2 separate regions of the Homo sapiens genome follow, and region 1 is linked to region 2. A link is a loop called in an ENCODE intact Hi-C map of the cell type or tissue named here. Cell type or tissue: endothelial cell of umbilical vein. All regions are shown on one strand. Region 1 overlaps COLGALT2 (collagen beta(1-O)galactosyltransferase 2). Region 2 overlaps C1orf21 (chromosome 1 open reading frame 21).

The links. A loop is a pair of places that touch in the nucleus more often than their neighbours do. Peaks named below come from ENCODE experiments on the same cell type or tissue, not always from the same donor. Only the 100,000 strongest peaks of a DNase experiment are listed, where the experiment ranks them.
Region 1: it touches region 2 in a loop (2.2-fold over the local background); 1 of 110 quality-filtered maps calls a loop at or near these places.

What each region holds. Positions count from the first base shown.
Region 1 is chr1:183,982,610-183,986,609 of GRCh38, forward strand. All of the region lies in intron 1 of COLGALT2 (collagen beta(1-O)galactosyltransferase 2), which reads right to left. Among named protein-coding and RNA genes, the nearest start is that of COLGALT2, 53 kb to the right of the region's middle. In endothelial cell of umbilical vein, no CTCF peak of the experiment used is centred here; no DNase peak of the experiment used is centred here.
Region 2 is chr1:184,552,042-184,556,041 of GRCh38, forward strand. The region is part of intron 3 of C1orf21 (chromosome 1 open reading frame 21); the gene reads left to right. Among named protein-coding and RNA genes, the nearest start is that of C1orf21, 170 kb to the left of the region's middle. In endothelial cell of umbilical vein, no CTCF peak of the experiment used is centred here; a DNase peak (open chromatin) is centred at 2,010.

The sequences.
Region 1 (4,000 bases), 570 kb before region 2:
ATTCTTAAATTATTTATAAACGGCATAAGAGAATTTGCCAGGTGCAGTGGCACACACCCTTAGTCCTAGCTACCTGACAGACTGAGGCAGGAGGATCACTTGAGCCCAGGAGTTCCAGGCTGCAGTGAGTACAACTATGCCTGTGAATAGTCACTGCACTCCAGCCTGGGCAACATAGTGAGACCCCATCTCTTAAAAAAAATAGTCTAGGTAATTTATACAGCATCTACTTCTTTCCTTGGTTGTTGTTTCTTCATTACACAGGACTTCTTAAATTCTCTTTGCCTTCTCTACATCAATGCATTTCCTAATCCTTTTGACAAAGTTGGTCTTATCGTACGAAATGTGTTTTCCTGGTGTACAGATTAAACAACTCCAAAACCTGCCTAAGCATCCACTCCTGATGAACATCCTTAGAAATTAGCTGCCTGGAGTATGCAGAGGTACAGATGTCTAATTAAAAACAGATGCACAGATTTCAAATATTCTCTTTATTGAGTTAAAAAACTGTCTGTAGTGTTACTTCCCTGAATTAAGATTCTGTTTGTTCTCAGGCTTCTGAGGAAATGAACACGTCCTCCAGTTGTGGTTGGAGAGAGGTGCATGAATCCTGGTCTTTGAAGTGCAGGGCCAATCTCTCCTACACTCATTCCCAGAGGAGGAAGAGGAGGAAGAGCAGTGAGGGCCACACCAGCCCACCGAGGAAGCCTGGTGGTCCCCGCTTAAGACTAAGTTTCCCTGCTCCTCCTCCCCAATGTCAAAAAAGGCAAAAACACAGAAATCCAGGCAGACACTTCTAACTACTGCCTTGTAATCGCTCTGACAAAAGTATATTTCCATTTGAATGCATAATAATGAAAGCAACACAGGCCCTGGGCTATTCAGAGGGTTGGACAGAGAGAGATACCAAAGGCCCATATGCAAGCTTTCTGGAGGAAACCCGAGGCTGGTGCTAACGGTTCTATTTTCAGAGCCCTGTAGCACAAGGCAGCAACAGCGCAGTGCTTGTCCTGCTGCAGCACTCCACAAGCATCTAGACACAAAAACCTCTGCGGCTGAGGTGGATTTTTCCATGAAGCTAGGAAGCTGAGAACCCAGAATGTGTGAGGCCCCTCAGGAGGAGCTGAGGCACAGTGGCCCCTCTCTCAGTCTGAAGGCTCCTTGGAAAATGAGTACTGCCTCGAATCTGTTACCCTCCTCCCAACCAGACCAGAAAAGGCACCCAGAAAAATCGCAGACATCACTAATGGATTCCTTGAAGAAAACAAATGATGTGCAAGGACAGCTGGACATCTGGAGAGGTGATCTGCAAGTAATTGACAGTCAGTAATCAAACTGGAAAACCACAGATTGTGAAAACACAAATATGGGCTGGCTGGGTGACCATGTTTCCGGGAGGCTCATACGGCTCAGTCTTTGCCTCAATTCTCCAACTAGAGTGGATTCACACCTAAATCAACACCTCCACTCACTCTCTCTTCCCCAGATCTCTGACTCAGGATAAGACACCAAGGAAAGGCTGGACACAGTGGCTCACGCCTGTAATCCCAGCACTTTGGGAGGGTGAGGCGGATCACCTGAGGTCAGGAGTTCAAGGCCAGCCCAGCCAACATGGTGAAACCCCGTCTCTACTAAAAATACAAAAATTAACCAGGCGTGGTGGTGTGTGCCTGTAGTCCCAGCTACTTGGGAAGCTGAGGCAGGAAAATTGCTTGTACCCGGGAGGCGGAGACTGCAGTGAGCTGAGATCGTGCCACTGCACTCCAGCCTGGGTGAGAGAGTGAGATTCTGTCTCAAAAGAAAAACAACAACGACAAAAAGACAGCAAGGAGAGCTCAGCTCTTGAGCTGTTTTTAATTTTCTTTGAAGGTCATGTTGGGACAATAACTTTCCTTTACCTCTAAGGAGCCCTGGTACCCGCCAGCCACCAAGGTCTCTCCCTTCCACTTTTAGGGGAGCTGTGGCCCTGAGACAGCTTCAGTGCTCATGGTTGGCCACCTCTCTGTCCATGAGTCCTGGCCTGCTTTCTTTGGAGCTAGTACCTGAAAAGGGAGTGCTGGTAGAAACAGGTGCCACATCCACACTGGCCACCTCTTACCCTAATGCTGCCCATCTGCTTTCCCTCTGATTCTGCTTTTGGTTCCTATTTCCCCTTCTTCCTCTTCTCCAGCTGTGCAAGTTAGCAAAAGCCCATGAGTCTCAGATTCAAAATTGAATTAGGACTAAGGGAAACACGTATTGGAGATGTGATCACAGCACATGTAGGGATCCCCTTGGCTGATGATGCTCCCAGGTCAACAGGTGCACTGTCACCGCTACATGGAAGGGAGCACAAAGAGCAGACCAAGAAGTCAACATGTCTGCAGGATGAGACGCTTTACTGCTTGGCTGTGGAAAAAAAAATTGAGATTTATCTGGCAATGTCTAAAAACATTGACATTTCTCCTTGTTCCAGAAGTTAGTTTTCATTTCTAAGTCTTGCCTCTTAAGACTCAGAGCCAACTAGAAATAATTAGAACTGACTCATTTATTTTGACAAGTCCTACTGAGGTTGTTAGGGCTAAACTCATATTGGTAAGCATGGGGCCACTGGAATCATATTAAAGATGAAGACTGGATCTCTCAGCAGGTGGGACACGGAAACTGAGGACACAGTACTCCTTTATTTTATTTTATTTTTGAGATGGAGTTTCACTCTTGTTGCCCAGGCTGGAGTGCAATGGCACAATCTCAGCTCACTGCAACCTCCACCTCCCGGGTTCAAGTGATTGCCCTGCCTTAGCCTTCTAAGTAGCTGGGATTACAGGCATGCGCCACCATGCCCAGCTAATTTTGTATTTTTAGTAGAGATGGGGTTTCACCATGTTTGTCAGGCTGGTTTCGAACTCCTGATCCTCAGGTGATCCACCCGCCTCAACCTCCCAAAGTGCTGGGATTACAGGCATGAGCCACCGCACCCGGCCAGGACACGGTACTTCTGATCACTTCCATCTGTACTGAGACTCAGGGAATGTCCTCAGCTTCCCTGCCACACCCGAGAAAGTCTAAGACCTCTGTCACTATAGAAGAGGTCTGCGATTGGTGGAGTAGCAGGATGGCAACACTGGACAACGACTGATCTATTGATCTTGCTGCCTGAGAACCTGCAAAATACATTCCCCAGAGGCTCAAGGGAATGGCAGTGGAATGAACAACAAACTTAGTCACCACCTGGACAATCCTCACCATGACTAGTGAGTTGGCAAAGGTAAATTTTCCAATTCGAGACTTCAAACACTGAACTACCCTCTCAGATGCTTCTTGTTTTCATTGAGCAAAGAAGACTCACTGGTGTAGAAAATAAACAGCTCCACCTAAAAATAAAATTCCACTAATGAAAGCAACTACTGTAATTCATTTTCAAGAAAGGTCATATCATCGAGTCCCGCCACCTCTGTGTCCAGTCTCAAGGAAAGCCTCCCCAGCAGCAGACGTGCCAAAGGCAGAGACATGCTCAGCCACTCAGCAAAATATGCCAATTGATTCTTCTTTCTTGGTTACTGGGTAGAATTCTGTCTAAAGATCTGGAATCCTTTTTCTGGGTGGAAACTAGATATGGATATGGTTAAAGACGTGAATATGGATTGGGGGTCTGGGGATTCCTCCCACAAAAAGCCTTTTCCTAGATCCTATTCATACCAAGTCACTTAGTTGCAATTCTTCCCAATGAACTAAGAAATCAGAAAAACTCACTTCTCATGAAAAATTCCTCACCAACAAAATTAATGTTTATACTTCCTCAACATCCCTCCTCAGTATGCCCCATTTCATCCCAGAAACAATCATAGACACGACACACCTGAAGCCTGGGTATATGTGATGTAAAAATAAATATTTGATTCTAGAAATTCAAGCAACCAATCAATTTCATCCCTAAATGGCATCTCTAAATTTTTCCTGATGGTAAAATTTGCTGATTGACCAGTTAACAGTCAATTCAAAAGCCCATTATCATCTTTCA
Region 2 (4,000 bases):
TGCATACACAAATTTGAAACTTTTTACATGAAATAGTACAGTAAACATTTAAAAGATAAATACTGCCCAGGAATACTGTTGCAATACCATAGTAACTGCAACAAATATTACAGGAAAAAAAATTAATACTTTTAACATAGAAAGTGTTTTTGTCAGACAAGAAGGATATCCCTAACACAGATTTTTAAATGGGCAAAGGATAGGAATAGATAATTTGCAGAACAAAGAAAATAGCCTGTATGGAAGGAAGGTAGAAGAATAACCTTATAGTATATAGTTTAAAAATGCAGATTTAAGAAAACAATCAGATACTTTTTTTCCTAAGAAATTGGCAACTTTTTTGTAAACTTTTTTGTGTGTTTTTAAAATCACACTGTCATTTCTGACAAAAGTAGAGGAGTCAGGCACTCATATTCATATACTGCTGCTGAGAGTGTAAATAGCCACAACCTTTCTGGATGAAGATATTGCAAGCCCAAAAGATGGTCATGTTCAAATTAATAATTATTTTCCTAGGAAGAGGGAAATCAAAGAGATGTACAAAGATGGTTACTACAGCTTTATTTGTCATGGTGAAAAAAAGGGAATAACCAAATTTCCCAGTATTACCCGGATGAGTAATTAATGGCTTATCCATATAATGAGATAGTATAAACCACCAAAAAAGCATTTGCTCAAAGAATGATTACATAATTCCAATTTTGTAGATAAACAGCAGAGAGAGAAAAAAATGACATAGGAAACATTCCAAATTTTAATGGCACTCAATTGGTAGGATAACAGATGATTTATTTTCTACAATGAAATATTGCTTTGGTTATAAGAAAAACAACAGCAACAACATATTTGGTATTTATACCAAGCAAAATGTACATTTTTGTCATTTGGCCTAGAGAAGAGACATGTCTGCTCAACAATGAAGTTATTTCCATGAATTCTGGCATATTGGTTAAGAAGGACTCAGAGAATCCATCTAAAGCTCTTGGTCTACTCCTGGTGGTCATAATAGGTGCTCAATAAATGTCTGCTGTGCATGTCTACAGGGCCCTCAAGTCTAATGAGGATGGTTTTTCAATTCTTAATACAATCTGGGTACGACTTGTCACAGACACGAGGATGAGGGATGGTGTATTTTTTTTGATTTTAGAATAGGAAAAAAACCATTTAGTTCTAACACTGTTTATTCGTAAGTCCAAGGGGGGGAGAAACTAATTCCATTTTTTTCTTGAGAATATCTGCTGGATTTCCATTAATAATCCTAGGCAAAGAAGTTATTTCATAGGTTGTCTTTAAATGATTTTTAAACTAATTTAGAACTCACACATAAGTTTCATTCTATTTTTCTTTTTAACCTACAAAAGTGAGTGCCTGCTTACTGTTTTTCCTGGTTCTGTGCCGTAAACACTGAATGGACTATCTTACCTTGTCTTTACAATCTGATGGTTAAGGTTCTTATTCCCGTTTTACAGAAATAGGCTTAGAAGTCAAGTTAATGAGTGAATGGTTGGCTCTTTGGGCACCGTTTGTTGGAGTTCAGGTTTTCAGGCTCCTTCTGGGCTATAGACTTTTTTCCAGGCTACCTTGTAGCAATTTGTGAGTCAGCATCATGTTCTGCTGAGACCCAAAGATCCAGGAGCAGCTTAGAGCTGTAGCTAGATTACCAATGGACTCATCACAAAGCATAACTTGACTCTCAACCCTGGTCCCTTTCCCCTCTACCAGAAGGTCTACCCCAATGGCAGAGTAGAAGAGAAAAGATCTTCCAGGACATCAGAGATGGCATGCCACACAGGAGGAGAGGAACAAGGTCATTGTTGTTATTTGTTCAGAAAGAAAAGATGGTAAAACTCAGTTACATCTTGCTCAACTGATTTTCTCGGCTTGAAAGAGAAGTAACAGACACTAGGCTTAAGGGAGTTAAGAATAAATCAAAACGTGAACCATTCCAGCAGTTTCTGCATTAATGGGATCCTTCTGACAATGCCACAATGGAGAATTATGGCACAGAGCCAGTTCAGTCATAAACCTTATTCCTATACTTCCTTTCTTGCTTGTAATTTTATGCAGCAGGTTGAGAAGGCTACTTTATTCTGAGACAGACTGTATACCAATAATTTTGATAACCTGTAATGAGTTCTGTGATGTCTTTTTCTTCTTGTATCTTTTCCTTCCTACCTTGATACCAGTAATTTGTAAGGGATCTATATAGTTTGAATGTATTTGAGTGACTTCAATAATACTTCAGTTCTACTTTTTGATATAACCCAAGGAAGCACCAGTAGGTCTCAGGCATTCCCCTGTGTTTTAGAATCCTCAAATCAGTGAGATGAAACCCAATGTCAAGAATTTGAAGCAGAGTAAGGTATGGAGAAAGAAGGTAAAGAAACTATTGGGTGGTTTGGCTAGAGCATAGTAATTAATTGGATATTTTGGTTTCCAAAAATTTGAATTACAATAAAAGGAAATTTTGCTGTGTTATTTCAGTTTTCAGTAGCAAATAAATGTTTGTATAGCCAAACAATAAAATTGACGTAGTTTAGTGCCTTTAAAAAAATAAGTGATGGTTTTAACCCCATCTCTTAACTGGCTTATAGTGCCTCATTCATTCATTCAGTGAATAAAACAAACACCAATTCAAGGAAATCTGTATAACAAATGTTTGTAAACTTTATGACCTATCCTTTGTTTTCTAATTTACAGAATAAAATCTAAGTAAATAAAAATTAGGGACAGTCTCTTAAAAATTTCTTACAACTTATTGGTATATGATAGGGTTCTTTTAATTTGATGGTTGGAAGATTCTTGAAAATAGAAGTAAAAATTTAAGCTTTCTATTGTTTATAGTTCAAAAGTGCATGCACATGTGTGTAACAAGAATATACACATTTCTCTGATTCCAGAGACAGCCCTTTATCCAGCTGGCTAGAGTAGCCTCTATCAGCCCCCAGTCTCTATTATTCTGTTGTAATTTCCTCCTCATACTTCTCACCACCTGACTTGATACTAGTTAGTTTTTGCTCATTTCCCATTTCCCTTTGCCTTCACTGGAGTGGCAGCTCTGTCAGGGCATAAGTTTTTGCCATTTTTCCTGCTCAGCACCTAGAACAATATCTAGCCTATAACTAGCCCTCATTTTCATTTGTATGGAATGAATGAATAAACAAATAAATCAGTTTTCTGCCTCTTATCAGCTGCGTGGAACCAGACATCTCCCCTCCATTTTGAGGTCCCTAAGTTATTCCTGGGAAATCTCAGGGACTGGCATCTTCTGCCAGACCTCTGACACCCAAGAAACCATTGGTGGTAGGCAGAGGCCCCTGTGAGCTGCTGCCAATGTCTACACTGAGGCAGCCCCTCAGATCCCAAGCTAAGGTCACTGATGTATGTTCACAGCCAGATGCTGCTGCTTCTGTCATGGAAGGATCTTCTCCAAAGTCCACTCTTCTGTAAAACTGTGCTGTGATGTGGGAATAGCACACACACCCCCACACACCCTCACACATACATACACACACACACACTGTCACACACATATGCACAAACACCTGTTACCTTCTTTACCCAGACCCTTGGGCCAGAGCAGCCTTGTGCCCCCATTTTTTTTCTTTTGGTGAAACTCACTTTCTGGCTTTACTCTCAGGAGCGGGGCAAGGAGTTGGGGGAGGAGGACTGGAGGTGGGGTGGGAGGCGTAACTAAATCAGAAGTTCCGAGTGAGGAAGGCTCCCCTCCAACACAGAGGCATTCTTCTGACTTAGCTAAACAAGCTTCTGGCAGGAAAAATAATTTCCCTGGCACAATATGGTGCCTTATGCCAATTACCTCTGCGAGGATCCGCCCACTGGCCCTCCAGGCCATCTGGACAAAAGGGATCCCTGAGGAGATCTCACTGTAGCCACAGGCTGGGACTCCTGCTAGAGGGAGATAAAGCTTTACCATTTCCCTTCTTCTTTGTCCTGAACTGTACTCTAGAACGATCTGTAAGAAATGTCCTAATAGGTA